Regions from separate parts of the Mus musculus genome. Here all the other regions are linked to region 3. The links are chromatin loops, found by intact Hi-C in ENCODE. Cell type or tissue: heart. All regions are shown on one strand.

Region 1 (5,000 bases), 120 kb after region 3:
CCCTACAGAGGTTAAAGGGGAGTACTGTTCACCAAGACATTTCTGCACTCCACCCCTTCATCCCAACTTTAGCGTGATTATTTTTCTCTTCAGTGAGAGACGAAGACCTTACAGGTGAAAAGATTGTGACCTCTGCCCTTATCTTACTCATAGGCCAAGCCTCAGTTTTGCCTCTGCACTGTGTGTTGTTGGAGCCCACTTCCCTAAAACAGGGTTTCCTGGGAAAAGTGTAGGACTAATATTGCTCTAGGCAGGTTTGAAAACTGTCAACAGTCCCTCCTTCTCTCCCTCTCTTTATACTTTACTCTCCTCCCCCCTTTCCCTTCCCTCCCTCCCTCCCTTCCTCCCTTCCTCCCTCTCTCCTTCTCTCAGTCCCTTCCTTAATCCCTTCTTGATTGCTTTTTTTTCTTTTTTCTTTTCTGTATCTCTCCTCTCTTAGTCCCTGTCCCCAACCATCTTCTGGCCGTCCATGGCAAGCCTGCCCAGGCAGTCTACAGAACTCCTTGTAGCACCAAGAAAAAGGTCACAGTCCACAGAGAATCAAGAGGCCCTCAGCAGCACAGGCAACAAAGTTCCTTGCTTCCCGGAGTATTCCCAAGGGCAGGGCTTGTCCAGGGAGGGACGAAGGTCCCACAGCAGGTGGGGCCCTGAAGCCTGGGGCTGATTGCAGATCAGAAGGGCCAGGTAGCTCCCCGGGTTATGAGGTGGGGGCTGGGACAGGGGCAGCTATAGGCCTGTGGCTCTTGGGACAGAGACAGAGGATGGTAGCTGTGCACACAGCCTGTGGCAGGTCTGAGTCAAAACACCTAAGGTTGACCCCAGCTGGTCATGAGGAGAGCTGCCCAGTCATTGCCTTATGCTGGCTTGGGTCACCCAGACAGGCTAGGCGCGGCCCAGTCAGCTGTGACTCAGGCCATAGTGGCTTTGCCACGCAGCCCAGGGGCATCAAGTACAGGGACGCCCCCTCCCCACACCCAGCCCTGCTTCTCCTTCTAACAACACCTTTCCCACCACCGTGTCAGGCTCCATCTGTGGTGTGGGTGCTCTACCTCTCTGGTCCTCAGCTTGGGGGTGGGGTGGAAGTGGGGGGAGCCTCAGGCCACCAACTTCAGACGGAAGTCAGGTGGGGGGCAGGGTGAGGAGCCAACGCCAGAGGAGCCTCAGGAGGAGAGGGAAGCAGAGGGGCCCAACAACGATGGTGTCACCCTGAAGACTGGACAACTGTGCAGACTGTGGAGGGCTGCGAGACCACGGTAGGATTCCCTTGAGGGGGCAGGGCGGAGGGGCACTGCTGCACCCCACACTTATCCCCAGGAGGGTAGATGGTCCATCAGTTGCTCCCCTGTGGATCAGGGGCACCTGCTGGCCCACACAACCCTCCAGCATTCGCTCTCCCTGTCTGTAATGGATGCATTGTAAGTCAGGCTTGGAAGTCTCTCTTGGAGGATGGCCAAGCAAAGCTGGAGAGACCAGCTGTGGAAGTGTCCCGTGGGTTAAAGTTCACAGGATGGGTAAAGGGCAGTGGAGAGAGCACATGGATTCCAGGCTTGCATTGTGCCATCGTGGTAGGGTCAGCCTGATTCTAAAGGCAGTCATGATTTCTGCATCCCCAGGGGACTCAAATCCCTTTTCTTTTTCTAGAGTTCTGAGCTTGCAGAGGCCTCATTTACCCTCCGGTAGATGGAGCAGTGGAGGGCCGTCCCTGTCCATTCAAAATGGGCTGCAGCAGTCCACGGGGACCATCATGGGTGCTCTGGGGAACTTGATCAGCCAAGGTCATTACTCCTCTGCCTTTGACCTTGGGCCAGATCGGAGCTTGGCCGGTCTTCGTCCCCCCCGCATCCGAGCTCCAGGACAGTGACAAAGAGAGAAAAACAAAAACCAAGTCTGTGCAAGAGCCCCCTGCGTTGGGTGCTTGGCATCCAAAATTCCAAGAGGCTCTTACCTCTAATTTGTCAGTGTTCCTCCAAACCTGCTAGGGGGCTGACAAAAGGAGGGGACATTGTTCCCAGGATCCTGTCCATGTCATGCCATGCCGGGACAGGACAGTAAGGGGAGCCTGGGACTAGTCTGTACAACCAAGTGGTTTAGTTTGCTTTGATTCTTGCCTCTTGCTGTGTGAATTTGGGCAGTTCATTTTCCTTCTCTGGGTCACCGTGGCCCCCTGCGAAGTTGACAGTCTGATCCCCACCTGGAAGAACTGTCAGGACAAGGTGGGAGCAGGTAGCAGGACCAGGAAAAGGCCACTGCCCCCTCCCCCAGAGCCATGGCAAGGCTGTGCCCCATTGACCACTGAATGTGGTTCTGGCACCTCCTTGTGGCCAGTCTTTTGGGCTACACCTTGCAGATATTAGGACAAAGCTCTGGAAGCCCCCAAGAGGAGCCTTCTTCCCTTGTGTTGGTGAATGGCCTCTGCCCACCCCCATCCTGCACCCCAGACACCCACTCACTTCCTCAAATCCAGTTATCCAGCCCCACCCACCTACTGGTACGGACTGAACAGGCGAGCTGGCGAGCCGACTGTACTTGCTGATTCTGGGCAGCAGGTGGCGCTGCTGACCAGGGCTTGGAGCTGCTAAGCGTTTACAGGGCAAAGAACCCTAAGTTCAGGTTTCAAGGTTATAGAGGGAGCCCATCCACACCCCCGGCGTCAATGACTGGATCTAATCAAGGCAGTAGGATCTCAGGGAGCGAGTCCTCTCTGGAATCTTCACAAGCAAACTAGTTTGGAAGTCTTGGAACCCAGGACAAGCACCAGGGCATATATTATCAAGGATGGCCCACTGACTTGTTGTGTGGCTTTGGCAAAGTGGCATGCTTTCTCTGGGTCTCACCTTTGCAGCTGTACCAGATAAAGATGTCTATAATAAAGGTGTATCTTGTGGCTTTGCCAACTTAAGATTGACGATCCTGTTATCAATTTTGCACACGTCGTAGCTGAGGTTTAAATGATGACGCCACCTGCCTGAGGTGGCGCACCTTGTAAATGACAACTAAATCTGAGTCTAAGGTCTGACAGACTCCAGGGTCCACGGCCCCTCTGTTCCAGCTAACAGAGTCGCACCCTGCTTGGAAAGACAGGCAAGGACTCTGTGTGGTGGTGGGGGGTGCTAAGATGACTGTTACAGAGAACCATCTTCCCTCTAAGATAGTCTTCCCTCTCAGCCTGCAGGTCCAAGTCTTCGCAGAGGAGATGCCACAGCTGAGGGGTGACATGAGGGTTGGGCACAGGTCTCACCTGGAAAGGCAGGGAACAGAAGCAGGATCCAGGGGTCAGGTGGGGTGAGGTTAGCTGGGCAGGAGATCAGAGTGGATTTTGTCACGGAGCCCTGTGGCTGATAAGCACTGGCTACCTGGAGCACTTAGGCAGCGAGGGTTGCTCCCCTGGGATGACTGGCCCCAGAGCTCCTGACAGATCTTGCTGCCCTGAGCATCTCCTAGCTGTCCCAACTACCCGTTAGATGTCCCTGGCCTTACTTCAGAGAGGGCGGGCTAGGGTGGGAACGCGGGGTTTTGCATCTTCGGTGACCCTGGACAATTCAACTCCTGAGCTTCAGTTTCCAAGTGTGACAAAGGAGAAATGGGAGTGGGCTGGAGGCCTTAGGGGGTCTTCTGAGCACTCTGTATGATTTTCTGGAGTGGATTGGGGGGGGGGTGTCCCTGAGACTGGCATGCCAATCTTGAGCCCTGGAAGGGTCTTCGAGATTTGCAGAGACCCCAGGTTTTGGGACTAGTATGAGACAAGAGTTGATTGACCCTGTGCTTCCTGACAGGATAGCCAGTCCTGGCTATGGCCCACTGTCCGGGCAGCTCCACCTGCTTCTGTCCCCACAGCCGAAAGCTTATTCTTTTCTTTCCCAGGAAGTAGACACTTCACTCTGACGAGTCTTTCTCCCACCCTCACCTCACTATGGAACCCTTCATTCTTCTCTCTCATCTCCCTCATGTCTCCCCTTCCTAACATCCTTGGCGGGTGGGGGGACCTTTTTTCAAGTCTTCCTGGCACTGAGGTTTGTAGTCAGGGCTCGGGCCACCTCCCCAGTGTCACCTCTTAGTCCGGTTAAGTGGCCCTTGTGAGTTTAACTAGAAGGGGGGACAGAGATGAGGCCAGGCCCTACCTCTGTGGCCAGCTTCCAACTTCCTGTGTGTCTGCCCACTGTTGCTTCCTGTTCTGTTTATTGCCTCCAAGTTCAGGAAACCAACGGGTGCCCCACCCCCACCTTACACACCCGTGATTATTTAATAGCAGCCGTGCTACAGTCTCTCGCTCTCTTTTGGAAAACCCAGTGGGGAAAGGAAGCTGACAGCTCGAGCTCTGACATCAGCGTTGTCCCTGAGCCAAAAATCCAGGGTGGCCGGGGTGGGAGGGGCAGGGCGGGGAGGGAACCAGTTGCTGGTGGCCCCCATGACACGAGGCTGCCCTAAGGTTCCCAGGGACGGGGGCCAGACATCGAAAGGCAGAGACACAAGGACACATGCATATTCATGCACAGGGTCATGCCTGGCTACCACCCAGACCCACACAGGCTCACACAGGCATGGACACACACATGCATTCATGTGTGTATGCATGCATGCTCACACACTTGGGGTGAGGGGAGGACTTGCAAAGCCCAGCTCTGTTTTAGCCTCGTGCACACACAAACACTCTAATCAAGTGCATACACACACACACACACACACACACACACACACACACACACACACACACACCAGGGCCAGACACTGATGAACGCAGACTCAACACTGACACCGCACAAGCACAAAAGCTCCCTGAGACACAGACACAGGCTCCGGGAAGCTCCTCATTCTCAGGGATTCTGTAGAGCGCCCTCTTCTGGACGCAGCTGGGCCCCTGGCCTAGGCCACCCTGAAGGAGCCCAGCCACTTCCTCCTGTGGTGTGTATGAAGGGCCCCTGATGCCTATGAGCAAAGGCTCCGTAGTTGTGACTGTCCCCAGCCTCACCTAGGCAAGGCAGGGAGCCCTGAGGGTCTAAGGC
Region 2 (5,000 bases), 76 kb after region 3:
GAGGGTGTCACAGTGGGCTGAATGTGCTCCGTGACCGTCCGACAACTCGCACATGTGATGGACTTGGAGAAGGATAGCATACTCATTTTGCCCAAGTGTAAGATGGTGTAGGACCTGAGGCTCTGGGCTGTCCTATGTCCCACTGCCAAAGCCTGCCGAAAGTGGCTTCCTTAAGATGACCCTTGTCTCACAGCAACAGGAAATTGTCCTCAGTGTCTGGTATTGTTCTCTTCTGCTCTCTTCTCTCCCAGTTTTTAAGCAGTCGGAAGCCCCAGCTTGGCTCTTGTGAGTAGCCAACTGCTCTTCATGACTGACTGCATTCTACAGCCTGCTGTCTGTCTCTTTCCTAGTCCTTAACCCGCTCCAAGCTCTGGAAAGTTCTCTTGCCTATGTTGGTCATCAGGAAGGTCCTTTGTGCCCCTCTTCAAGAGGGACTATTTGAGGGGCTTTCCAGTTGAGGAGAGTTAGGCAGCAGCTGAAGCCCTTGGCCTTTCTGCACCGAGTATCTTTCTGGGATGATGTGGAGAAGAAGCCCCACACTAAGCACAGTTCTCACTCTGATAGAGCCTCTTCCAGCTTCATTGTGCATTCTAGAGGAATATGTAATGTCGTTCAGATCTTAACCCAGGTGAGAGGCGGCTGGCCCAAGGTCAGTGTGGGATTCAAACCCACATCAGCTGCTCTCATGCCACAAGCACTTGGCTCTTTGATCTCAGGCCAGGCTGCTTCTCACAGAGGTAAGAGAGGATCACTGTCTGTCAGCACTATCCTCTCTGCCACCGTCCCACATGCTCAGGCCCTCTGCCTTTGCACTCACCCACCTGGGAAGGCAGGTGGCTTCCCTGAGAACTTCCTTTAGGATCAAGCCCAGGAGGAGACCACTCCTTCCCCTCATCAGGCCTGAGGGTCTAGTGAGATAGGAAGTGCACAGAGCTGCATCTCCAGCCTGTGTGCCACAGTGTGGAAGTGGTAGGGTTTCTGATTATGGGATGAGATTTCCCTAGTCTGAGGAAAATGTTCTGTTGTTTATTTTGTATTTGTTTCAAATTGTCATAGAAGTATAGATTGTACATTGAGCATATTCCCACCTGTACCTCTTTACTCTCCTTTCTCTGCCTCTTTAGTACCTTCTGTTCCCTTAAACAGTTTTGTGACTTCTTAAAAGACATGGTAGTAGGCTGTCTATGACAGCACATGCCTTTACTCTGGATCTCTGTGAGTTCAAGGCCATTCTGTACTACACAACAAGTTCCAGCCTAGCCTCCTGAGTGTTCGGATTCAAGGCATGTGACTGATAATGTCTGGCCTCTCCGAGGTATACCTGAGGAGAAGGTTTTTATTGTAGACTTGAGGGAGAGTCTTTCCAGGGGCATCTGGAAAGTCCAGCATAGGGAGAGAAATAAGGAGACTGAACATGGCAGCAGACTGAACTGGGCAATGAAGGAGGTAGGCGCGAGAGGGAAAGAGAAGAGAGAGGGCAAGAGAGGGGACCAGGGAACAAGAGCACAGGAGCAACAGAACTGGTGGTGGGATGGCAGGTTATATAGGGAGGAGAAGCTGGAGGGAGGGAAGCAGCCAAGCAGAGAAGTTTAAGGTAGGGAGTGTGGTCAGAAGAGCTGAAGGGATCCACAGATACTGAGTGGGCCTGAAGCCCTACATTTACATTGGTGGGCTAATAGCATCACAGTTAACTGTCTGTCCTGGTTTCTTTGAGATCTGACAGCACACACCATCATACTTCTTTGTATGAGGGATTTGAGGAAAGTTTGTTGTCTGCAAGGATCCCAGAACACATTTTCCATGGATACTAAGGGTTGGCTATAGTTCTGGGGCCCAGAATTCTGTGGTCTACCTCTGGAATGCCTGCATTGTCATTAGAGAATAAGCACTCTGCCATCACCTGGTGGCAGCATGTCTAATTGCAGTCCTCATCCTCCCCGTGGGCTCTGCTGTGCAGGGCAGAAAGCCCCAAGCTCTTCCCTTTCTGCTCTTGTGGGTAGGCTCACTGAAGGCCCAAGCAGAGGAGCTGCCGGGGTGGGTGCATGAGCGCAGCTGTTGTTTTGACTTTCAGATTCGTCTTCGATGCCAGAAGGGCATCCCACCTTCTCTGCGCGGACGGGCTTGGCAGTACCTGTCGGGAGGCAAGGTGAAACTTCAGCAGAACCCTGGGAAGTTTGATGTGAGTTTTCCTTTCTTTCTTCACCAGCCTGTTGTATCTCTGGGTTAAGCATCTCCCCTGGCAGTGGATCCCCTGTATACTATCCTAGACCTCAGTAAGATGGACATCTTTGCTCACAGGCCTGACTGCTCAAGAACCACATTGTCCCAGTCCGAGAACCATGCCTACTGAAGCTGTTGTTCACTAAGGCTCTGCCCTTAGCAGGCCCCAGTAGAATAGACTCCATTACGGTTCTGCCACCTTACTCTAGCCTTTCTCTCAATGGTTAGTCAAGTTTGCTTTCATGGTTGAGCACAGTGCATTTCTACACAGCTCTTGGTCATCAGGAAGTGACCCCCAACAGCTTCCCCGGTTGATACTTTGAATATTCCAAGGGCTGTGTGTTAGGACCACAAAAGCCTTCACTTTTCTTGTCCTCCATCTTGTACTCTGTATTCTGTCTCTAAGCCTAACTTAGACATGATCCATTAGGTGGTCTTCAGGGCTACTTGGGGGTCAGAAGCCAGTCAGTCAATCAATGGTCAGAGACCATGTCTTCTCTATCCCTTTCCCTATCCACCTACCCATGGCTGGCATGGTACAGTATTCTTCAATTCACTAAGCTGAGCAACTAAGCCTGGAGAATACCATAGACACATTTGGCTTCCCTGGGGTTGCCCCAGCTTACCTGCCAGACTTGGCCCAGGCATCATGGCTTCCCCCAGGGTGTTGGGACTAATGGCAGGCAGTGAGACAGAGCTGCCAGCCACTAGGACTTTGTTGATATCCTTCATACTTCAGTGAATAACTTCTCTCTGGCCAGACCTGTTGTCTGTGAAGAGTGTGCAGGGGCAGGGCAGGGCATTCTGGAGTTTACACTGTTGACCTAGAGAGGCTCAAGCTATTTGTTGGCAGCACTTGGGCCTGGGGACAGAGAACGTGGTTAGGTGACAACACTTAGCTATGAATCAGGGTGATTGATAGTCCCACATAGCACCAAGGTCAGGTCCCACAAGAGCAACTTCTTGACTCTAGAATATTCCTTCTAGTAGCTCTGTCTCCTGTATTCCAATGGACTCTGTCCTGGTCAGAGTTGGTGGTTCAGGAGTGGGTGCTCCACCCACACACAGTCCAGAAGGCTCAGAAGGCTGTGAGTAGCTAGCCTACTGGGGGCACTGTCAAGGAGTGTATCCTTGGTGCAAGGAAGTACAGAACTTTGTTTTGTGTTGGAGGAGTGGTTGTTTTTTTGTAGGGGGGTAGGAGGGCTTGTTTGGTTTTTGTTTTCTGATACAAGGTTTCTCTGTGTAGACTTGGCTGTCCTGGAACTCACTTTGTAGCCCAGACTGGCCTTGAACTCAGAGATACTCTGTTTTCTAAGTTCTGGGATTAAAGGCTTGTGCCACCACTTCCATGACAGAAGCACAGAGCTTTGTTTGTGTACAGAATAGTGACCAAAAAGGGACTGGTCACCCCTGAGATGTCTGGTAGGATGCTGATGAACCCTAGTACCTGGACAAGCACGTAACACCTGGCAGATGTCACACTCCCTTCCTGAGCAGGTGACACCTGCAACACAGGATGCAGGCAGCAGAACAGCTGGGTTTGGTAGCTCTGATTCACATCTGCTCTCAAGTCCCAGCTCCATTTTTCTAGTCAGGAGGCCTTGGATAAAAGACTTCCACTTAACCCTTTAGTTCTCTTGTCTCTGAACAGAGTGTAATGACGGGATCTGTTTTGGGGTAGGGAAAGGGCCAGCAAGTTCCATATGTATTGGATACCCAGTTCTGCATCTGGCTCCAAGCAGAGGTAACACCTGTAGCTCTTGTTGAGAAGAAGCTTTCTGTCTGAAGGACAAAACATTATCCCTGGATAAACTGAGCCCTGACTACTGTGATTCTGGCCACAGCTGGAATGGATGCTTGCTCCTAAGACTTCCAGGAGTTAGGATTCCTCTCAGGCTTCCCAGGGTCCTGCCATTGTTGCCTCTGTGGGTTTCCTTACATGTCTTCAGGAAGGCCTGGTTCTATGATGAAATTGGGGGCCGCTGGTGCCTAATCCGGTCCCTGAGACAGTTGCCTTCTACCAAGGGTGCTCCTCACTGCTTCCTGACATTATGCCCTGCTTCCAGGAGCTGGACATGTCTCCTGGGGACCCCAAGTGGCTAGATGTGATTGAGCGTGACCTGCACCGGCAGTTCCCATTCCATGAGATGTTCGTGTCCCGAGGAGGCCATGGGTAAGCAGGCTAAGTATGTGGGCTAGAAGGTGGCGCTAAGCTGTCTCTTCGACTGTCAGGAAAGGTACAGTGAGCTTGGCCGCATGGGTGTGAAACTCTACTGTTGCCCTTTACCTTCTGTGGGCTGGCAGTGTACTGACCCACTTTTGACTCTTGCGGCTGCTTGCGTGATTTACTCTCCGGGCTGTTAGAACTTTCCTGGTCAGGCCCTCTTGATGTAGGGGAAGGGATAAGTGAGGTTGGTGGACAGAGTCAGGAGGGGGGTGATGTATTGGGCAAGGACAGAAGTATCCAGCAGGGTGGCCCTCTCTAGCCCTTCCTCAGTCTGTCTCTATCCGGCATCCAGCCCTAGTCCAATCCTTGCTTTCTGTTTGAATCCTGTCATTGGGTCGGTCACAGGTCGGAGGGTGACTACAAGCACATCCTTTTCCGGGAAGGGCAGGGCAGGTTCTGAGGCAAGCCTGTAGACATGGAGTACAGGGAGGTGATGGGCAGTAGTCAGCTCTTGCCTTCCTATCCTGCTTGACCTCTTCATAGCCAGCAGGACCTGTTCCGTGTGCTGAAGGCCTACACGCTGTACCGCCCTGAGGAGGGCTACTGCCAGGCG
Region 3 (5,000 bases):
AATATTTTCTTCAAGTTTGGGGCTGAGGTTTCTACCACTTTACTTATTTACATCCATGCTCATGGAGGGTTTTTTGTTTGTTTGTTTGTTTGTTTGTTTTTTTGGTTCATGTACATGTCTTCCTAGCTGGATCTCCACTCATACACTGAGGCAGGTCTTTCACTTGGACTTGAGCTAGCTAGCTTAAGGGGTTCTCTGTTTCCAGCTTCAGGAGCTGGGATTATAGCCCAGTGGCCACCTAATATTTAAACCAGTGTTTAGAGGTGATCGCTGGTTCCCACACCTGCACCGCAGTCTCCCCTGCTGAGTGGTCTCCCCAGCCCTTCTTTTGCCTTAGTGTGCTATTTTTCACTTTATCGTGGGCACATTATTTATTTTTAAATACTATTTATTTATTAATACTTTTTGTCCAATAGGGTTCCTATAGCTGTGATAAACACCATGACCAAAAGCAACTGGGGAGGAAAGGGTTTACATGGCTCTCACTTCCACATCATAGTCCCTCACTGAAGGAAGTCAGTGCAGGGATCTGGAGGCAGGAGCTGATGAGGAGGCTATGGAGGGATGCTGCTTACTGGCTTGCTGGCTTGCTCCACATGGCTTGCACAGCCTGCTTTCTTAGAGAACCAAGAACCCTGAGGTAGCACCACCCACAATGGACTGGGCTCTCCCCTGTCAATAAAGAATGAAGAAAATGCCCTACAGCCTGATCTTATGGAGGCATTTTTGGGAGTGGGGGTTAAGATGGGGTTTCTCTGCATAGCCCTGGATGCCCTGGATGTCCTAGAACTCACTCTGTAGACCAGGCTGGCCTTGAACTCAGAGATCCAGCCGCCTCTACCTCCTGAGTGCTGGGATTAGGGTGTGGGCCACCATTGCTTGGCTTGGAGGCATTTTCTTAACTGAGGTTCTCTCCTCTCATATGACTCCAGCTTGTGTCAGGTTGATATAAAACTGCCCAGCACATTTTTATATCTAGTTCTGCATGCAAGGAGATCGCATGTATCATGGCACATGTGTGGAAATGTACGTCAAAATATGGATGTGAGTGGGGGAATGTCAAGTCATGGGTGAAGGCCAAAGGACACTGCAGGAGTTGGCTCTCTTCTTCTGTCATATGAGTCCCAGGGATAAAACACAGGCCCTCAGGTCACCAGGCTTTACCCACTGAGACATCCTACCAACCCTATTTTCTATGTAAGAACTTTTTTCATTTTTATTTTATTCTATGAGTGTTGGCCTGCTGCACAGGCATGAAGTGTACCATACACATGCAGTAGCCTACAATGGCCAGAAGAGGGCGACAGATCCTCTGAGACTCTCAAGCAATTGTGAACTCGCAGTCCATGTGGGTGCTGGGAATTAAACCCAGATCTTCTGAAAGAGCAGCCAGTGCTCTAATTACTGATCCATCTCTCCAGTTGCTACACACGTCATTTAACATCTTTTTTTTTTTTTAAAGAGGGTCTCACTGTATAATAGGCTGGTCTCAAACTCCTGCTTTACCCTCCCAAGTGCTGGGATTACAGGCATGCCCATCATAATGTAGTTTTTCTGTCATTAAAAACAAACAAGCCGGGTGTGGTGGCGCACACCTTTAATCCCAGCACTTGGGGGGCAGAGGCAGGAAAATTTCTGAGTCGGAGGTCAGCCTGGTCTACAAAGTGAGCTCCAGGACAGCCAGGGCTACACAGAGAAACTCTGTCTTGAAAAAACAAAAAAACAAAAACAAAAACAAACAAACAAAAAAAACAAGACCAAAAAAACAAACAAACAGCTCTCAAGCACTTGAAATCATCAAAATCGTGTTCTCTATTAAAATGTTAAAGTTGTATTTGAGTCTTTAATTCACATGGTTTTCCTTATGCACGGTGCAGTAGGGGTCCAATTTCACGTCTTTTCCCGGTGGTACCTAACTTTGTTGTGATTTAGCAAAGAGCAAGCCATAGCACCTCCTCCCAGGTCCCCAAGTGCAATACCTCCTCTGACAACCAATTTTACATATGTGCTGACTGATTTTATGTCAATTCCCTGTTTGCAGGCCAGCCGAGCTTCTTCTCTACATCTCTGTCTCCTTCTGGGAATATTTTAGTCATTGCATCCTGGTGGCTAACCAGGTTTCTATTTTCTGTAGATTTTAATATTTTATTACAAAGTGGGAGGGGGTGTTGCAGCTCATTAGCTCTTTGCCCTTTTATCAGGGTACAATTTGTAAAAGGCTCAGGTTTCAGATTGAGCCAGCTACCAGCAACCACAAACCTCTGGGCTGAAGGACAAATTTTCGGACAAAAGCGGAACCTTCTCATTCCAGTAAGCACTGGCGATCATGTTAGAAGCAAGGCAGTGCAGGTTTAGATCAAGTCCATTTTACAGGCGAGGACAGCCCAGTGCTCCGTGCCACTATGGCTCTGCCTGGTTTGTACAGCTTCGTGTGCCCAGCCCTCCTCCCTGCTCCTTTAAAACCATGGCCTCAGTCTCCCCATCTGCTTTCTGTGATTCTCTGCAGCCTGCTCGCTGATCCCATGAAAGAACACTGACCCAGAGGAGGATGAGACATAGCCTTGACAACACCGTAGGTCAATCAGCCCAGACCCTTATACCTCCCTCGCCCCTACATTTCTCCAATCCTGAGACAACCGCACCTATCTCCACTGACAGACAACTTGGTGAGCTCTCCAAGGCTCTAAGGTATTTGCTCCATCGCAGCTCCTCAGGCCTCCTACATTAGGTTTCTCAGGAGCCACCAGGAGGCGCTCTCGCTGTCAAGCACCAACTCAGCCCCCCCCTCCCCGCACCGCCCCCTCCGGCTGCGGCCCCGCCCCTCCCGGTGCCGAGCCCCGCCCTGTCCGGCGCGGCCTGGCTCACTCTGTTCTCCCGGTCCCCGGGACCTTAGACTACGGCCTCGCCACCTCTCCGGTCGGATCATGGGCTCTGCCGATCGCCCCGCGCTGAGGTCGCCTTCGTTGCCGCCCCCTCCCCCATCGCCGCCGTCGCCGCTGCTGCTACTGCTGCCTCTGCTGCCTTTGTGGCTGGGCCTGATGGGCCCGGGAGCGGCGGCGGACGGCAGCGAGCCGGCGACCGGGGAGGGACGGGGCGGAGCCCGCTCAGTGCGAGTGGATGTGAAACTGCCGCGGCAGGACGCCTTGGTTTTGGAGGGCGTCAGAATCGGTCCGGAAGACGGTCCGGAACCTCTGCTGGGTGGCCGCCTGCTGCTGGTGAGCTCAGCCCCGCCTAAACTTGCCATGACCCTCGGATAGACCCCGCTGTCTTCATCCAGAAGCTAGCCCTTGACAGCCCAGAATGCTACTACTTCCCAGCCTTCAGGAGTTGGCAAACCTGACAGCCACATGCCCCTTCCACACTCATTCCCGTACCCGTACCCTGACCTTGCGTGCTTTGTGGCAGACCCGGGCTGCCTCTTCTATTCCCCTTGCCTCCTTCTTTTCATGGCTCCTCGTTACACAGATGGATGTCGTGGATGCTGAGCAAGAGATACCCGTAGATGGCTGGATTGCAGTGGCATATGTGGGCAAAGAGCAGGTCGCCCAGTTCCACCAAGAGAATCAAGGCAGTAGCCAGAAGGCATATCCCAAGGCTCTGGTCCAGCAGGTGCAAAGGGTGTTTGAGGGAAGGGGAGAAAGAAAATGCATTCGAAACATCTGCTAGAGCCAGGCTAACAGGTGGCCTATGAGGAGCCTTTCCAGAGAAGCCCTGGGCCCGAGTGGGTCAGCAAACACCAGTATGGAGCATCAAAGCAGTGTGATGGGGAGGAGGTGGAGAGACTTGCTGGGGAAAGTGGACCTGCTCTGGTGATAGGAGCTGGCAAGGGTGGAGAGCTGCTTTGCTAGGACTAGGGCCAATGAAAAGAATTTTGGATCCTACAGAATGAAAGGAGCATAAGTTTCTCACACACATGATAATGTACAAATTTCTTAAAATCAAGAATATTCTTTATGTAACTATGGTGTAGGAAAGTTAGCATCTATAAAATGTTGTGATCTATGTTCCATAACTAAATATTGCCTTAGTCCACAACCATCGTGTGTTGCCTTTGGCTGTCATTATCTCTTCGGCCTCCAAAACCATCCCTTAGCTTTGGCTTGACTTCAGGGAGCTTATAGCTAGTCTATCCAGATGTCGGGCTCCTGAGAGCTGGGGCCGTGGGTAAGGCAGGTGTGTGACAGCCTCCCACCTTCCGTCTTCCCTTGCAGATGCGTCGAGCCCTTTTCCTGGGAGCCTCTGCCCTGCTTCTCCTCATCTTAAACCACAGTGTGGTCCGAGAGGTAACCTGGCTTGGACTGTGAGGGTGAGCAGGTGAGGGGACAGGGGCCGGAAGCCTGCTGACCCTGCCTGTCTCCTGCAGCTGGATGTATCCCAGCTTCTGCTGAGGCCAGTGATTGTTCTCCATTACTCCTCCAATGTCACCAAGCTGTTGGAGGCCCTTCTGCAGTGAGTTCCGTTTGTTCTGGGTGGTCTGATGCCTGAGTGCTGTGGGTCTCTTGCTTTTCGATGGGCTCTAGGGGAGGAGACTATCTCTGAAGAAGGCCCTTACCTGTTGGCCCTTAAACTCCTAAGGTTGAAACTGGGGGATGGCATGGGAAGGAGAGGCAAGATCTGGGAAAAGAGCTGCCCTATGGGCAGAGGGGACTAGTCCAGCATGAGGAAGCTGGATGCCTGGCTGACAGGCTATTCCTTGGTCTGGCTGCGTAAAAACACGGGCAAAGAGCAGCCAGGAAAAGTCTGGGAGCCAAATCAGAAGGCCTATGGCAACAGTGTCCTTGTGTATCCACTGCAAGAGGATGAGTGTAGGCCTCCCTTCCCAAAGGCCTTCTGTCTGCTTCCCACCCATGACTCTCCTCTCAGGAGGACCCAGGCTACTGCTGAGATCAGCAGTGGAGAGTCCCTTTCAGCCAACATCGAGTGGAAGCTGACATTGTGGACCACCTGTGGTCTCTCCAAGGATGGCTACGGAGGCTGGCAGGACTTGGTGTGCCTGGGAG
Region 4 (5,000 bases), 290 kb after region 3:
TTTACCTCTAAAACTACTGATTTCTTTTTTAAAATAAAGTTTATTATTTTAAAAAATCTGCAAATAAATAAAAGATCATGCACCAAAACTAACCAGATTTCAAACTAGGAGAGGTGTGTGCATAGGGAAACATAATAAGAATGAGAAAAACAAATCAGTCCTAATTTAAAAAAAAAAAAATTGAAACTTACTAGAAGAAAAAGATCGGGATAGCTGGTAGTAGAGCACAAAGACTGGGTTCCAGCCCCAGGACTCAGTAAACCAGGCATGGTGCTATCTTGTAATCTCAATACTGTGTATACACAACTGGGGCATTTGGTGAAGGCAGCGGGATCTGAAATTCAAGGGGATTCTCAGCTACATAGTGGGTTCTAGAAACAGCTTAAGGGGGAGAGAGATTCAGAAAAAAGGACCTAAGACCAGTTTGGGCATTAAGGAATTGCTATACACTTGTGTGTAGTAGTTATTCTCCTCACCTGCATGGTTATTTTCAATCTTGCACAGAGAAAATACTAAGGATTTAACAATTTAGTTTTGAATGTCGCCAGTTAGACTAAATACACTGGCTTAGAGAAGAAAAATTCAAACCAAGGGGAAAAAAAGAGGAGAAAGCTAGGAGAGAGACAAAACCGGGTGAGAAAACAAAGGGCTTCTCACTCTGTGTTCGTGTCACAGGCAGAAAGGCCATGGAAGTGGCACAGGTAACTATGTCGTATTTAGGCAATGCTAGTCACTCTACAAGCTAGAAAACAACACGCTTCTCCCAGGAACTCCAAATCCTCATCTCCTTAGGAAATATAGGAATCAACCCAGAGGGTTAAACAGGGCTCTGCTTAGAAAGGACTTTAGAAAAAGTAGAAGTTAGTACAGTGAGCCAAAGAGGATTTCACAAAAGATCTGAACAGCAGCAGGGTCCAGGAGTCACTAAGCAAGCTCAGGAATGTAAAGATGAGAGTGAGATGGAACGCTCTCAGCGTCTATGAGAGCATCAACAGAGGGCGTTCAGTGCTCACGAGCTCAGAGTAATGCTGTAGCTTTTACTTTTCCAGAAGATCATAAGCAAATAATTAGATATTTTATTATTATCATACAATAGTAAATGCTTATTAGTTCTACAATATATATTAATAAATTACTTTTATACATTTATGATTAGGAGAATCTTAATATTGACATGTTATAAAAAATAGCCTCAGTTCTTTTTTTTCTTCGAGACAGGGTTTCTCTGTGTGGCCCTGGCTGGTCTAGAACTCACTTTGTAGACCAGGCTGACCTCGAACTCAGAAATCCGCCTGCCTCTGCCTCCCAAGTGCTAGGATTAAAGGCGAGTGCCATCACTGCCGGCCCGGCCCAATAGCCTCAGTTCTAAACTGCTTTTTTTTTGGTTTTTGGGTGTTTCTAAAAACAAAAAAATCTAGTTTCTAAAAATATTTTCATAATAAAAGACTTGTTTCATTTATAATGAAACATAAAGTTCATGATAAATTGCTCTGTTTATGTGGTAGTCTAGTAACATAATTGATAGCCTCATTTCAGATAAATATACTTAAATATAGTATACATACACTACCCTCTTACCTCAGGTTCCTTGGGATTTGTGTAAAGCTGTTTAAGGGAAAATAAAAAGCACTTAATTTCCAGACTTACTAATTGCTGCTCACTGAATGCACTGTCTTTGTGAAGAGTTTAATTTGTACTGTGCTAACTGAGTCCCGAGCACCAGCTAGGCATATTTCTAGCTAGATATAGGATGAGCTCGTATTTTACTAAAAACTCGGAATCTTTACAACTTTCTATGAACACTAAATATAAGGAAGTTTATAACTGATGCATAGTATTTTTGATTAATATGACTGAACTACAAGTAAATTCATTTGTTTGTTTGTTTGTTTGTTTGTTTGTTTGTTTCAAGACAGGGTTTCTCTGTGTAGCCCTGGCTGTCCTGGAACTCACTCTGTAGACCAGGCTGGCCTCGAACTCAGAAATCCGCCTGCCTCTGCCTCCCAAGTGCTGGGATTAAAGGCGTGTGCCACCACTGCCCAGCTGTACAAATAAATTCTTAACTTGTTATGTCATAAATATTTAAATAATTAATATGTTTTATCAATGGTATCTCAATTTTCTACAATCATTTTATACCTATGGGTATATAAAACTTCAAAAAAAAAGTCCACAAAACTTTCAAACAAAAGACTTTGGATCTGTTACATATCTAAAAATATATTTAAATCCTAAGCATTAATATGATATATTCTCTCATATGATATGTTCTCTCATATAATAATATATATGTCAAAGAAATATACTGAACATTTATAATATCTTAAGTTCTGATATATCCAATTTTGAAATGCTAAAATGTCATAAATCTCACGAGGGGAAGCGGGAAAGATGCCTGTTTAATGCTGTACTTGCCAAAAGTTCATGCAGAGACAGAGACTTGGCCTTTAAGTTTGTACTTACTGTTAATACTGCCATGTGTAGCTTCAAGAGAAAAGAAAACTCTGTTATTATATGTTTGTACTATAGTATTGACAATTCTGATGAAGACTAATTCAAATATTACTTCAGAGAGAAAATATTCAGAAGGTCAGAAAAAGGAACTAATTCACCCATTCAAACAATTTCTATTACAAACACTGGCTTTACTGGGACAAAAGAAGGATTATCAAAAAAAAGTTTCTTATTTTCTAATTCGGGAACCAAAAGATATGCAAAACAATCCATTATTGTTCAAAATTAAATGTACCACAAGAATCCCTAATAAGTACTCCTTTTAAAATTTACCAAGCAAGGTAAACAACTTAGAAACTCTGATGTGTCTCACAAACTCGTGCCTTTCTCTATACATCACAAAACTACAAAGACATTCTCTCAGCTTTAAAGAATATTGAATATACAGACATAAATAGAATCAACACTATGATAAATTCTTAAATATAAAACGTGAGGACCATAATTCTGTAGCAGTTGACTAAAACTTTAGTGCCACCTTGTGGCTATTTTAGCATATAACTGATTTTTTTTTTCTTCTTTATAACTGATTTTTATGACCACACAGTAAAACTATTAATAGTTTATTGTCACATTAAAAGAAGAAAGAATATGGCTAGCCGCTGATCTCAAGATGCATGCCGACTAGAAAGGGGAACTAACAGTAAGAAAATCACATGGCCACACTGTTATACTCAGGGTCTGCTGTGAAGAAACAACACAAAGTGTTAGGGGAACCCTCAAATGAGGGACAATTTTAGCGGCAGGACAAGATGGAGCTAGGCAGGCCATGCATAGGGTCTGGACAGACCTTTTTGAGCAAGAGGAACAGTATGTGGAAGATACTGGCATCCTAGAGAGTCTTCGTGTAGCCTGAGCATGGGAGTGAGGGAGGGTGTCTTAGAAAATCAATAGGGACATTCAGGCCTGCTCGATCGTGCAAACAGCTTTGAACACTTTTTTAAATTCCTGGGAAATTTTTAGGCATAAAGGATAACATGATCAGAGTTCAGTTTCTGAAAGAATGTAGTGTGGTTCACGAGCAGGAATTGTGAGAGATGAGAGGGGCAATAGGGGAAGTACCCAGAATTTCATAACTAGTAAGACCATGTTCTTCAACAGGACATCTTCCAAGGGCACTTGCTACTTGAAACCTGGTTTTACTTGAACTACTCTTTGTTTCTTTGGGTTTTCTTGAGACAGGGTTTCTATATAACAGTCCTGGTAGTCCTGGAACTCACTCAGTAGGTCCCACTGGCCTGAAACTCACAGAGACCTGCCTCTACTTCCTGAGTGCTGAGTTTAAAGGCTTGCGTCACCAGTGACCTGCTTTTTTATTCCTCTTCCTCCTCTTCCTCTTCCCCCACTCCTTTCTTCTTTGTAAGAAACAGGGTCTTGTCACCGCGTGGATGGCCTTGATCAGGACTGTTAGCTGAGATCTCTGGAGTGAAAGAGGGTCTTGTCACGCGTGGACGGCCTTGATCAGGTTAGCTGAGATCTCTGGAGCTGCCCTTCTGAAGGATTCAGAGTTTTTGCATAACTTAGTCCCAAGACATACCTGGCGAACCAGGAAATCTCCTGACTGAACTGCTTAGGTAATCGGCCTTCACACAACTCCTACATCAGATAAGAGGTTTTGCTATGCGGAAATTGTCTTGCTAAAAGTGCCTTTTTTGTGTAACAATAAAGAACTTATGAAAAGTTCCTAGGTGTTCAGTACTTCCGAGGCTAATCCATCCCGCTGCGCTGCCGAGAAGCCAAATTCATCCTGCAATGTCTCTTTCTCAACCCAGACCCCAGACAACCAATAATTTAGCAACAGGTACAGCTGAACCAGTAGATAACTAGCAATCATTAGCCCTCATATGAGCAACACTCACCTCCTGCCATGTCTCTAAGCCCTTCCCTGATCTGTCTTATCTTTGTATCCCTCTGTCCCCTGGGTCAAAATGGAATGAATGTGAGTAACTGTTCACCCAAGGTGGGAAGGAGTGAGGGACTCCGTGACTACATTACTGACACAATGGCAAGCCTCTTCACTGCAGCTTAACGTGGAGCTGACGAGTGAAGACTTGGGGGAATGGAGCAAGCATAGGAGCAGGGGTTTCATTCAGGTGCATCGCATCTCTTCAGCCAGACCTTGAGCCTTCATTCTTCACATTCTTCATTCGTGTCTACTGAAGCATGAGAGAGCATACGCACTTAAAATCTGGGCTGTGTCTTTTAAAAGTTCAAAGTTATACACAGGAGTTATAATTAACAAAATAAAATAGAGTAAAACTTCATTATTTAACTATTTCTTCTTTTCCATCTGCAAACCGAGTCACCGCTATTTAGAACATGTTCAACGTGCTAACTACCAGATTCTTGTCTTCCTTAACCCACATCCTGTGGATCTTGTCCAGTGACTTCAGAGGAAATTCTGTGGTTAAAAAAGATATGCGTATATAAAAAGGAAAACGAAGCTTTCGTTTCTATTTGTTGTAAGGGAGACAACAGTGAGGCGA
Region 5 (5,000 bases), 86 kb after region 3:
CTCTGCCTCCCTAGTGCTGGGATTAAAGATACACACTTACCACCGCCAGGCTCTGCGTTTTAGTGGCTTTAACCATAAAGCCCACGTGCGAGCCTGGAGGATAGACAGGGAGGGGACCAGGAGCTTCCAGCACGTTCCCAAACCCAACACAGCGGGCGTCCAGCGGAAAGGGCGTGTCTGGGGCGTGTCCTTGAAGGACTCAGATGGGTGAGGGCTAGAAGAGTGGCTTTGGCAGAGTTTGAAGGCAGCCCGCAGCGCCCGGTAGGCAGGGCTCAGGAGGAGGCGTGGCCACTTCACAGTGGCTGTGGGGCGTGGCCGCCGAAGTGTGGATCCCTGGCTGGGCGGACCGGTAGCGGGCGGTGCTTCTTTAAGCCCGGCGCCACCGCATCGCCTCCTGCCTAGGTCTCGCTGGCGGCCAGGCCGGGGCTGCCGTATCTGCGATGGAACTTCACATCCTAGAGCACCGGGTGCGAGTACTGAGCATTGCCCGTCCGGGCCTCTGGCTCTACACCCACCCGCTCATCAAGCTGCTCTTCCTGCCCTGTCGCAGTCGGTGCGCACCCGGGTTCACGAGCGCAGGTCGGGCGGGTGGAGGCTCCTCTGCCCCTCTGGGCCAGGGGCGGAGGACTAGAGTCGCCGCGAAGCAGCGGGTACCGGGTGGGGACGCTAGCCACTCTGGCCATCATCCAGCCTGGGCCTTACCCTTTCTGCGACGCCGCCTATCCGGCCCGGAGGGCCCCGCTCCCAGGGCTTGTCAAGGTGCAAACTGCCTGGAGTAGGCAGTGTAGTGGGGGCATGTGTTCCTTGGCAGGCTGTAGCCCCTTTCTAGTCTCCTCACGTTAACTTTTGAGAGTTGTCCAGGGGGACCCAAAGCCTTCCACTTCTGTGGAATGGAGGGGAGATCCCAAATATGGGATCTAGACTCATTGATCCAAGGAAGAGAGTGAGGCCCGAGTGCGGGTCCGGAAGGCTCCTGGTGGGGGGTCCTTTAGTGCTGCTGGAGCAGACTTCATTTGCTGTCTCCATTCCATTCACTCTAGGCTGAAAGTCTTCCCACCCCTTCCCTCCTCCTAGGTGCAAGTTCTTCAGCCTGACTGAGACTCCGGAAGATTACACTCTCATGGTGGATGAGGAGGGCTTTAAAGGTCGGAACTGGTTCCTTGTTTGCCTCTAAGCAGTATTCTTACTAAGTTTAGGGATCCAGCTTCCCAGAGAGCTTAGACCCCAAAGGAATATAGGTCCGGGTTCAAACCTTCCATCACTCACTGAAGTACTGTGTGGGATGGAGTCGTGACCGTTTGACAAAATTTGTGAGAGTTTTATAAACGTAAAACCCACACGGAGCTGAATATGAGTCCCAGGCCAGCACAGGTGGCCATGGTGTCTCACAGTTTTAGGGGAAAATAAAGGGGTTCCTGCAGCTGTTTTACCCTGAACATTATTTCTTCTTGGACTTGTCTCCCCAGTGGAAAGCAGCCCCTCCCTTACTGGCTTGGGAAGCCTAGGCGGCTGAGAGTTAGGGAAGGAATGCAGGGGCAGGCAGCAAGCCCAGAGCAGGGTCCAGGGCCTCCTGGCTGAGTCTGAGTGAACAACAGCTACCCTGGCCCTTGTCCCTGTTCAGGACTGGGACCGGGGAAATGACTTCTGGCTTCCATGTCTGCCTGCTTGCCCCATCCTCTAAGGCCTGGAGTCTCAAGCTAGCCACCTAGAGTTTGGCTGAGCCTCCCTCCCTAAGGACTTAGATTCCCTGTTCTGTAGGGAAATCTGTCTGCAAGGGAGCTTTCCCATCAGTTGGTCACTGGGTGCCCTCTGGTGGTGCTTTGAAGCCCATGAAGTCCATTTTGCAGATAGGAAACAGACTAAATGGTGTTTGTAATCCCAGCACATAGGAGGCTGTGGCAATAAGATCAGTTTAAGTTAAATCTCAGCTTAATCTACATTGTAAAGGCGCTGTCTCAAAGCAAACAAAACGCCCCAAAACACACTTGTCTCACACAGCAAAATGGTGTAAAAAGAAAAAAGAAAAAGAAAAATCTGGGCCTTGAATCTAGTTGTGAGTTTGGAGTAGTAATGCTCACTGAGAATGCTCGCATGATGCACACCAAGGTAGAAACGATAGGAACCGGCCCTGAGCTCTGAGTCTGTCAGGAAACAGATCTGATGGGCAAGGTTTAAACAGAGAAACTGAGAGGCGGAGAGAGCTGACTAACCAGGCATGTACCTCCTGCCCACAGAGCTACCCCCATCCGAGTTCCTGCAAGTGGCTGAGGCCACATGGCTGGTGATGAACGTATCTCACAGTGGCTCCGTGGTGCAGGCTGCTGGAGTAACCAAGATTGCCCGGTCTGTCATTGCCCCGCTGGCTGAACACCATGTGTCTGTTCTGATGTTGTCCACATACCAGACAGACTTCATCCTGGTGGGTTTTGGGCAGGTGCTAATGCAGGTCATACGCAGAGGGACCTGGTGTTGCGTAATATGTGTCCTTTGCCTTGACCCAGGTACGGGAGCAGGACCTGTCTGTGGTGATCCACACACTGGCCCAGGAGTTCCAAATCTACCGTGAAGTAGGCGGGGAGCCTGTGCCCGTTACTGGAGACGATTCCAGCAATGGCTTTCCCCAGATCCAGCACGGTGAGGTCTGCCCGCCAGCACCCAGATTTAAGTGGGACCTTTTCCCACGGGAGGGCTTGTCTTTTAAAAGGGTGCAAAACACTCTCACTGTATGAGATGGGCTAGCCTTTCCTTGACCTGCCACCAGGGGTCGCCCCAGTCCAAGATAACCTTGTGGCCCCTGTCTCCTGAGCAGGGCCCAGTCCCACGGTGCATCCCATTCAGAGCCCTCAGAACCGCTTTTGTGTCCTCACACTGGACCCTGAGACACTGCCGGCTGTCGCCACCACCCTCATCGATGTCCTCTTCTACTCCCACAGGTGGGTCATGCGTGCACGTGATCTCTGCCTCCCACTACTGTTTCCTGCCCTCTGCCTTTTGTCTCATCCCTTCTGTTACTCTGTGTCATGCTCAGTGCCTTAGGGTTCTGACAGCCTGTTAGGCCTCAGCCAGAGGTGTCGGCAGAGCCACTTCCCAGCCATATACTCCCAATCCGGCTCTCCCTCTGCTCAAGGCCTCTGGCCGTTGGGGCTTATCCCTCAGGAAATCAGGGGTCTCTCACAATGAAGTAAGAGATTCAAGGGCCTTCCCAGAGCTGTCCGGCTCCTCCTCTGTGGTCTGCTCGTTAGGTAATGTTCCCTGCCATCATATCTCTTAAGTGTCCCCAAGGAAGCGGCCTCGGGCGGTCCTGAATCAACGTCCATTCCGTTCTTCGCTTTCTCCCTCATCGAGGGGTACATCTCCATTGTCATGGATGCAGAGATCCAGAGAAAGTATGTAACTCCTTCCTTAATTCTCCATAGACCACAGACCCTCAGCCAGCCTCAGGGAAGGTGGGGGAGGGGTGCCAGGTTCCGAGGTTAGCAGGACAGGCCCTATGGGTCAGGCTAGATGGGGGTGCGTGAAGTGCCTTTCCCATCACCCACTGCTTCCCCAGGTTCCCCAGTGACCTCCTGCTGACCAGTTCTTCTGGGGAGCTGTGGAGGATGGTGCGCATCGGGGGACAGCCCCTGGGCTTCGGTGAGGTCCACTCACTCCCTGGGGGGGGCGGGGAGGGCAAGCCTGTGGGTCTTCACAGCATCTAAGGTAAGCCACCCGTGTCTCCAACCCTCAGATGAATGTGGGATTGTGGCCCAGATTGCGGGTCCCCTGGCGGCTGTTGACATCTCTGCTTACTACATCAGCACATTCAACTTTGACCATGCGCTGGTGAGGACCTGGCTGGGACGGAGGTTCCAGCAAGCACACTGAGGTCCCTTGCGGGGGGAGGGGGGGGGCAGCATCACAGCTAGTTTAGGGGGTCGGGCATCCCTGGCCAGAGTTAGCCTGGCGTTTCATGCTGTACACTCCCTCCAGGTTCCTGAAGACGAGATCGGCTGTGTCATTGATATTCTCCAGCGAAGGCAGGAAAGCCAGGCTTCCAAGGACCCATAGGGAAGCACCAGACCCCCAGCATTCCCGTAAAGCCCCCCGGGGCTCCAGAAACTTTTCTGAGCTTCAGAACAAGTCCCTGGTCCTGCCAAGGGATCCTGGTTCTGCTGTCTGTCTGTCAGCTGTATGGAGCTGGGACTCGTGGCCATGCCTGGTTCTGCTGTCTGTCTGTCAGCTGTATGGAGCTGGGACTCGTGGCCATGCCTGCCCACAAAAGATACCTTGGTGCTTGGGGCTTAGATCCCCGACCCAACATTTTCTATGTGACCTCAGCAATGCACAGAGCCTGCTTGCCTGCAGCTGGAGCCGCCTCTCCCCTGGCTAAGGCTCACATCCCCGGGCCGGGCTCTGACCTCCAGCCTGCACTGCTTTCCTAGCCAGATGAGTTCAGCAGTGCACTCCCTTCGCGGGACTCCGAAGGAAGAATTAAATCTCACTTTTATTTTCATGACTGTTTATATAAATAAAAGACTTGCGGATTTGTGCCCTCTGGTTCTGAGTGACAGCTGGCGTCATGTCTTGGTCTCTCCCAGACTTGTCCCCCCGTCCTTGGCTTTTCAAGCAGTTTATGTATGTGACAAATGAGGAACTGAAGCCTCCAGCACATTTGTGACTAAGTCATGTGGTTCATCTCTAAAGTAGAGCGTCTCTTAATTCGTAGTTACTTACAGAACAACCTAGAGAGTTCCCCACACTGGGAGAAATTCCCCTGTCCCTCTTACCTAAGAGTCCCCTGGCTGGATCCTGGAGAACCTATCCAGGAGGTCTCAAAGCACCTTTCTCCAAGGCTGCTGTCTGCAACCCACGGGCCTTGCCTGAATGCTTATGCCCCTCTTACGGAGAAGTCACACACTTTATGACACTTGGAATAGTGGCCAGCCAGGCCTTTTGGGGTTTTTTTGTTTTTTTGTTTTTTTTTTGAGACAGGGTTTCTCTGTGTAGCCCTGGCTGTCCTG

Evidence for each region. A loop is a pair of places that touch in the nucleus more often than their neighbours do. Peaks named below come from ENCODE experiments on the same cell type or tissue, not always from the same donor. Only the 100,000 strongest peaks of a DNase experiment are listed, where the experiment ranks them.
Region 1: it touches region 3 in a loop (5-fold over the local background); 4 of 42 quality-filtered maps call a loop at or near these places.
Region 2: a loop joins it to region 3, with 3 times the contacts of the local background. A loop is called at or near these places in 24 of 42 quality-filtered maps.
Region 4: it touches region 3 in a loop (6-fold over the local background); 15 of 42 quality-filtered maps call a loop at or near these places.
Region 5: it touches region 3 in a loop (7-fold over the local background); 26 of 42 quality-filtered maps call a loop at or near these places.

Annotation. Positions count from the first base shown.
Region 1 is chr11:4,256,436-4,261,435 of GRCm38, forward strand. Lif (leukemia inhibitory factor) reads left to right here and starts at 1,133. Exons shown (of 4, transcript NM_008501.2): 1 at 1,133-1,253. In heart, CTCF peaks have their summits at 2,478 and 4,849 (motif pointing left); DNase peaks (open chromatin) are centred at 2,436, 3,369, 4,266 and 4,876; H3K4me3 peaks cover 366 bases; H3K27ac peaks cover 1,199 bases; H3K27me3 peaks cover 517 bases.
Region 2 is chr11:4,207,855-4,212,854 of GRCm38, forward strand. It overlaps Tbc1d10a (TBC1 domain family, member 10a), which reads left to right. Exons shown (of 9, transcript NM_134023.1): 3 at 2,072-2,179; 4 at 4,287-4,393; 5 at 4,931-5,000. Among named protein-coding and RNA genes, the nearest start is that of Castor1, 7.9 kb to the right of the region's middle. In heart, a CTCF peak has its summit at 1,903; a DNase peak (open chromatin) is centred at 7; H3K27ac peaks cover 119 bases.
Region 3 is chr11:4,132,349-4,137,348 of GRCm38, forward strand. Rnf215 (ring finger protein 215) reads left to right here and starts at 2,812. Exons shown (of 9, transcript NM_027859.3): 1 at 2,812-3,215; 2 at 3,466-3,609; 3 at 4,212-4,283; 4 at 4,364-4,449; 5 at 4,864-5,000. The coding sequence starts at 2,925. In heart, CTCF peaks have their summits at 1,291 (motif pointing right) and 2,730 (motif pointing right); a DNase peak (open chromatin) is centred at 2,953; H3K4me3 peaks cover 1,294 bases; H3K27ac peaks cover 1,052 bases.
Region 4 is chr11:4,419,126-4,424,125 of GRCm38, forward strand. Hormad2 (HORMA domain containing 2) reads right to left here. Exons shown (of 11, transcript NM_029458.1): 6 at 2,464-2,484; 7 at 1,579-1,605. Among named protein-coding and RNA genes, the nearest start is that of Hormad2, 19 kb to the right of the region's middle. In heart, a CTCF peak has its summit at 2,995 (motif pointing left); no DNase peak of the experiment used is centred here; H3K27me3 peaks cover 329 bases.
Region 5 is chr11:4,217,874-4,222,873 of GRCm38, forward strand. Castor1 (cytosolic arginine sensor for mTORC1 subunit 1) reads left to right here and starts at 352. Exons shown (of 9, transcript NM_028022.2): 1 at 352-553; 2 at 1,075-1,145; 3 at 2,235-2,419; 4 at 2,502-2,634; 5 at 2,810-2,933; 6 at 3,273-3,386; 7 at 3,551-3,633; 8 at 3,728-3,822; 9 at 3,970-4,536. The coding sequence starts at 441. The coding sequence ends at 4,047. In heart, CTCF peaks have their summits at 74, 1,805 (motif pointing left) and 2,759 (motif pointing right); DNase peaks (open chromatin) are centred at 268, 1,648, 2,758, 3,328 and 1 weaker place; H3K4me3 peaks cover 1,287 bases; H3K27ac peaks cover 876 bases; H3K27me3 peaks cover 1,673 bases.